Regions from separate parts of the Homo sapiens genome. Here region 2 is linked to region 1. A link is an interaction called in ENCODE POLR2A ChIA-PET data of the cell type or tissue named here. Cell type or tissue: OCI-LY7. All regions are shown on one strand. Each heading gives the region's core, and the rest is flanking DNA. Links, peaks and the distances in the headings are about the cores only. Region 1 overlaps STEAP1B (STEAP family member 1B). Region 2 overlaps CDCA7L (cell division cycle associated 7 like).

The links. ChIA-PET counts read pairs that join two places held together with the same protein. Peaks named below come from ENCODE experiments on the same cell type or tissue, not always from the same donor. Only the 100,000 strongest peaks of a DNase experiment are listed, where the experiment ranks them.
Region 2: POLR2A ChIA-PET joins it to region 1 with 8 read pairs; 2 of 35 experiments call an interaction of 5 or more read pairs at or near these places.

The regions. Positions count from the first base shown.
Region 1 is chr7:22,437,758-22,440,676 of GRCh38, reverse strand. All of the region lies in intron 4 of STEAP1B (STEAP family member 1B), which reads left to right. Among named protein-coding and RNA genes, the nearest start is that of STEAP1B, 61 kb to the left of the region's middle. In OCI-LY7, for the core only: no CTCF peak of the experiment used is centred there; a DNase peak (open chromatin) is centred at 1,476; H3K4me3 peaks cover 2,053 bases; H3K27ac peaks cover 2,500 bases.
Region 2 is chr7:21,913,796-21,916,714 of GRCh38, reverse strand. All of the region lies in intron 2 of CDCA7L (cell division cycle associated 7 like), which reads left to right. Among named protein-coding and RNA genes, the nearest start is that of CDCA7L, 31 kb to the left of the region's middle. In OCI-LY7, for the core only: no CTCF peak of the experiment used is centred there; a DNase peak (open chromatin) is centred at 1,854; H3K27ac peaks cover 1,743 bases.

The sequences.
Region 1 (2,919 bases), core at 218-2,717:
TTTTGTAATTTGTGATTAATAAACTTGAAATTGACCTTTTTTGTGGTCCAAAATATTTTTAGTTGAGAAAATACTCTCTCTACAGATGCTGAATTATTTAGTAAGCTAAGAGCAAATGCGGCTAAATGGGGAGTATTCTCAATTTTAACATTTTTATATTGAATTGTGTTAATATTTCAGCCTGAATAACTTTACAGGGTATGTATTTGGCCCCCATTTATCTTTATTCAACAAATATTTTTACAAGATACCCCATCAGATATTACAAAATACAGCTTGTCAAATAATTTCTACCTAAGATTATTCTTTTGAATGTTTCACCCAAGTTAAATGTTGTAAAATTGAAGGACTTTTAATTATATTCCATTTCAGTACAGAATAGAAATTGATCCAATTAAAAGTAGAAACTTCATCAAAAGATCCTTCCCACAAGTCAAGGTAGCATATACCTCTGAGCTCCCACAGTTTAATTTGTTAATTTCCCCCCTCGATCTGGTAGAAACAATTTCAAATTGTCCCTAAGTAAGCTCGTTTTAGATAATTGTAATTCATAAAAAGCTCCACAACCTGAAATTTTTGTACTCCATTTATTGAATAATTTATCAAAATATTCCAATTAATTTTCATCAAAATGCAACCAACATTTAAAGAATTATTTCAAAAGGCGTAGGCTGATTTGCCAAGTAGTTATTTAAAGGCTCAAATGTTTCTAAAATCAGATTACTGATGAGCAACAGAAAATGTGTACGCCCAAGCTGAAGTTTCTATTGTTATTGTTGATGCATGAGGTTTTTTCATTTGATTGATACTGGTGTTTTATTGGGGTGTAGAGGGTGGTTGGATACTTCATATAAGCTCTGCCACAAGAATTTCATACTATAGTTACCTTATATGTAGAAATATTTGTAATTTTTGATGATGATAGTTTCTATTTCCTTTAGTGGAATATCAATCACAGTGGATTGGACACATTTATGAATTATGTGCCCACAATCACTTCCAAGTTCTGGTCTGTTACTTTATGAATTTAGTAAGAACATTATTTTTCCATGAACCTGTGCTCCCCCAAAATTTTGTATTCCTATTACTACTATAAAAACATGTCTTCAATATTGACCTTTTGAACAATATGGAACTTTTGAACTGAATTTATAGCAGCAGTCCCAACAATGTCAGACGTTTTACCTGAGAATAAGCTTCCAAAAGTTTTACTTTGATTTCATGACTTGTATGAAAAAAAAAAAATCTTCATTGGAACTAGCTGATAATCTGAAGTATCAGGATTCTAATAGCAAAGGGCTTCATACAGCTATGTGGCAGCTCTTTTGCTAATGTAGCCATCACATGTGCAGGTATCAGTTCACTTTTTGTATGTACGGACTTGGAATAAGAATAGTCAAAATTAATTTAAAGAATTATTGTTTGATCTAGATGAAAAGTCATGCTTCACAGGATGATATGTAAACACACCTTCTGCAGCTGCACAAGTGAAACTGTTTAGGGGCACGGCATTCTTAAAACAGTTCTGATGTGTGAGGTAGAAGCTGGTGCTTCTTTAGTAGATTAGGGTCTGGTTTTCACGTGGTTAGTGATATCACCAGGACCCCCCATGTTGGATAGTAAATGTCATCAAACATTTACTATCATTTACAAGTTACATATTGGCCAGATTTCTTATTACATGGAAATTCAGTACTTAGTTTTTCATTTAACATGCACTTTTTTTTGTTTTATTCAGCTGCTGCTGAAAACATTTATTACCAAATAAAAATGTCACCAAATAATAAAATAGTTGAGATTTTATCCCATTTTATAAATGAAGGAGAGTATTCAGTTTTCTCATTATACACTTATCACAGGGCTTTTAATTCCCACATACTTTACACAGGCACCAAATGTATCATTTCTTTTCATTTTCTAGGCTATACTGACTGGAAGCCTGGTAGCTTTGTGCAACTTTCAGGCCACTAAACTGGCCAAGACACAACTGGTAGGCACACCAAATTTCTGGCAGGAGCAGCAGTGTGGAATCCATTTCCCACCACCTTCCAAGACTAGGAGTTATATATACTTCATTTTATCAGCAGCCAGCCCTTCAAAGGGAAATGTTAGCTCTCACATGTTTCAGCTTCATCTAGAAAATCTCAATAAAAAAGACAAGTTATTGCTGATCATCTTTCAGATTTAAGCATGCATGAAAGTGAGAACCTTGTTCCCTGCTCATACATCTTACATACTTGCAGACCAGACCATGGTAGAAGCTGGAAGTACAAAGTGGACATCTACCAAACTTACTCCAATTATTTTAATGCAATCTTCACTAACAGTATTATGTAGAAAAATAAAACATGTGGGACAAGTGCGAAAAACTGCATAGGACACCAAGCATATACTGGAAGTATTTCAGGAGAAGCAGTGCGTATGACTTTGTTGGCCATGGGAGAGCTCAGGATGCTGTTCCTTGGGAAGGGAACCCAACAACAACAAGGGAAGAAAACGTGGGGGAGTTTCTCGGGACAGGAAATACCTGAGCAGAACCTTAAAAGATGGGTTGAAAATTGTCAGGTAAAGTAAAAACCTTCTGCACAGCAAAAGAAACGATCGACAAAATGAAAAAGAAACCTATGGAATGGAAGAAAGTATTTGCAAATCATATACACTGATAAAGGGTTCATGTCCAATGTATGTTAGAGTGTGCCTACAACTCAATAATGAAATAACAAAATCTGATTAAAAAATGAGCAAAGAAAATGAATAGACGTTTTCCCAAAAAGATGTACACTTGACCAATAGATATATGAAAATATGCTCAATAATCACGTCACTAATTATCAGAGTTACGCAAATTAAAACCACAGTGAGATATTACCTCATGCTAGTTAGGATGGGTATTACCAAAAAAGCAAATAAGAAGTGTTG
Region 2 (2,919 bases), core at 301-2,800, 520 kb after region 1:
GGCCTGAATCTTGGTTTGGATGTTCTTTTATTTGAACATGGTGTGAGATTGGTGATATCAGTTCATTGTCTAGCATTTTATTTTAGAAACATTATGTCTGTGTCTTCCTGTTTTAAAAAACTGGTGAGAGAACCTCGTTCACTTTGCTGTGTTAATCCTTCCCTGTACCATAATTCTTTTTTTTTTTTTTTTTTTTTTTTAAATAAAGGGACCTCACATGATCAAGTGCATTTTCTTGGCTGCCTTGGGGCTGTAACCTGTGGCGAGGCTGTGTTCAGGGTCTTCCCACAGAGGCGAGGCTGCGGCGAGGCATGAGGGATTGTGTGGTTACGGGGAGACAATTACACCTCTGTGGTCCCGTGGTGCAATTCTGTTGGCATGTCCTCTTGGAATTGCTGGGGAGAGCCTTATTCTTGCGTTAATTACTTTGATCTCTAGCACTCACAAGTTAGAGTTCTCTGACAGGTAGATTCCTGGAGGTTCACATTGTGTCCTAGTAGTAGAATGGCCAAAATCTCTACCCTTCAGTGGCATTTTCTTCTGAGTTAATTGTGGCACTCAAAATTCCTCATTCTGCCTTGACCATGGCCTCTCCAAAAAGGCAGCAAATTAAACCCACTTTGCTTCCACTGGGCAAGTCCAGGAAGGGAAGCAGTTAATTATATGTAAGTGAAGTGCCTGCTTAATTACGTGGGCCACTGTAAGTTCTGGCCTGGTGGGAGCTGTGCTTTCTGAGATCTCTGGAGGCTCCCTGGTCTCTGTCGTCCTCATCTCATTTGGCATCTCCACAGCAGTTGACCCCACCAGTAGACCTCCTTCTAACCACCTGGGTTTCTTCCTCTCTGTTACACCTTTTGCTCTTTGTTATTATTATTTTCTTTCTTTCCAAGATGGAGTATCATTGTGTCACCCAGGCTGGAGTGCAGTGGCATGATCTTGGCTCACTGCAACTTCTGCCTCCCGGGTTCAAGCAATTTTCCCAGCCTCAGCCTCCCGAGTAGCTGGGATTACAGGCTCCCACCACCACGCCTGGCTAATTTGTGTGTGTGTGTGTGTTTTTTTTTTTTTTTTTTTTTTTTAGTAGTGATGGGGTTTTGCCATATTGGCCAGGCTGGTCTCAAACTCCCGACCTCAGGTGATCTGCCCGCCTTGGCCTCCGAAAGTGCTGGAATTAGAGGCGTGAGCCACTGTACCTGGCCTGCTTTTTGTTACTGTCACTTGTTTTCCCTGTTCGTGTCCCTAAATGCAGATGTTCTCTAAGGGTTTGTCTTCAGTCTTCTCACTTAGTGAATCTTGTCTGTTGTCCTGCTTTGAGCTGTTACTGTATTCTTTTGTGGAGCTTGTCTTCTCTCTCCAGCCCCAGGTGGTTTCTGACTACCAGTTGGACTGGTCCTGGTTGCTAAGGGAGATCTGAAACTCACTTCTCCTTCCCTTGGTTGTCTTTCTGGCTTCCCCCTTTCCCCATCTTGATTTCCATCTTTTGTTCTTGGCCTTCCCTCCCCTCTTCCATCTCCTTGACTCCCGTCCAGGAGTTGATGAAACTTCTGCTGTGTTCCTGGTGTCCATCCTTCCCTTCCCTCTGCAGCTGCCGTAGCCCTCGTAGCTCTTACCCGAATGCTCATCCCTTCCTACTAGGATCTGTTATAGGATTGACCTCCGGTCAGCTCCTCCCTTAGCCCTCCATCTGAGCACAGTCAGGCGGTGGGGAGAGCAGAGCCTGTTGGATCCACCTTGAGGAGCATTTGAGCAAGGCAGAACATGTCTAAAGGGCCGAGCACAGAGCCTGGCAGGCACCGGGCATTAAGAAACAGAACAGCTGCTTCTGCTGCTATGATGACTCCTTTTGTAGTCAGGTGTGTTCTCCCCAGGGAGGACAGTGTGCCAACTGCTTTTCATACAGATACTGCATTTAATCCACAGACCTCCCTGGGAAGCTGCAGTTTTGCAAGTGATGAAACTGACGTTCAGGAAGGTGTAATGACTTGCCCAAGGCCCCACATCTGGGAAGTACCAAGCTGGGATGTTCCAAATCCAGGGCCACCACTTCTCAGCCTCTTACCCCGCCGGGTCTCTTTCCTACCTGCTATGCTGCAGGGCACAGGAACTGAACTGACACTCTCATTATCCACTGTTCTGCCCTTTCTGCCCACTGGTCCATGCTGTTCCTGCCTATCTGTGCTCTCACCATTTTTCTAGCCTCTACCGTGGCTCACATCCAGTTATGCTACTTCTTCCATGAAGTCTTACTGGATTTTCTTTCCCTCCGTGTGCCATATTGCTTTGTATCCCTTAGAGCACTGACCCTCACCAGGGTTATTCGTGGACCTGTCTGCCTCCCTGTTAGATTATAAACTCCTTAAGAAGGGGAGACCTCATACTTGAATGGTGCTTTCTAGCTTCCCTGGCTCTGACTTTTCGTCCTCATGTATTGTTCCTTTCCTCTGATTTCAAGCATCCAACACCCCACCTGACTGTATACAGTGAGCACGGGGGGTGTTGTTTGCTGGGTGCAGTTGAAATGGGGTGCTTGTCTGGCTGTCTGGTTCAACAGGCCATTGCTCTCTGGTCTGTTTCTTCCATGTCACATGGACTTCAAAATAAGTTTATCCACCTATGTTAGCTTCTCCTCTGATGTGTTATTTGCTTATGGTCCTGATCATGGTAGATGACCAAGGCCTATAGCATAGCACCCAGTATTGATTTTGAAGATGAATGAACCAGTGCCAGAGAGCAATCAGCAGTGCCAGGGTTTCTAACTCAGAATGCAGTGGAGCAGTGTGGAGTGGAGATTGGCATCATACAGACCCACATGGAAAACAGTACTTACACACTTTGGAGTAAGGAAACTAAAGCACAGGCCTCAGTTCAGGACAATGGTAAGTTGTTTTTCTCTATCAGGACTGACCATCAAAGATGGTA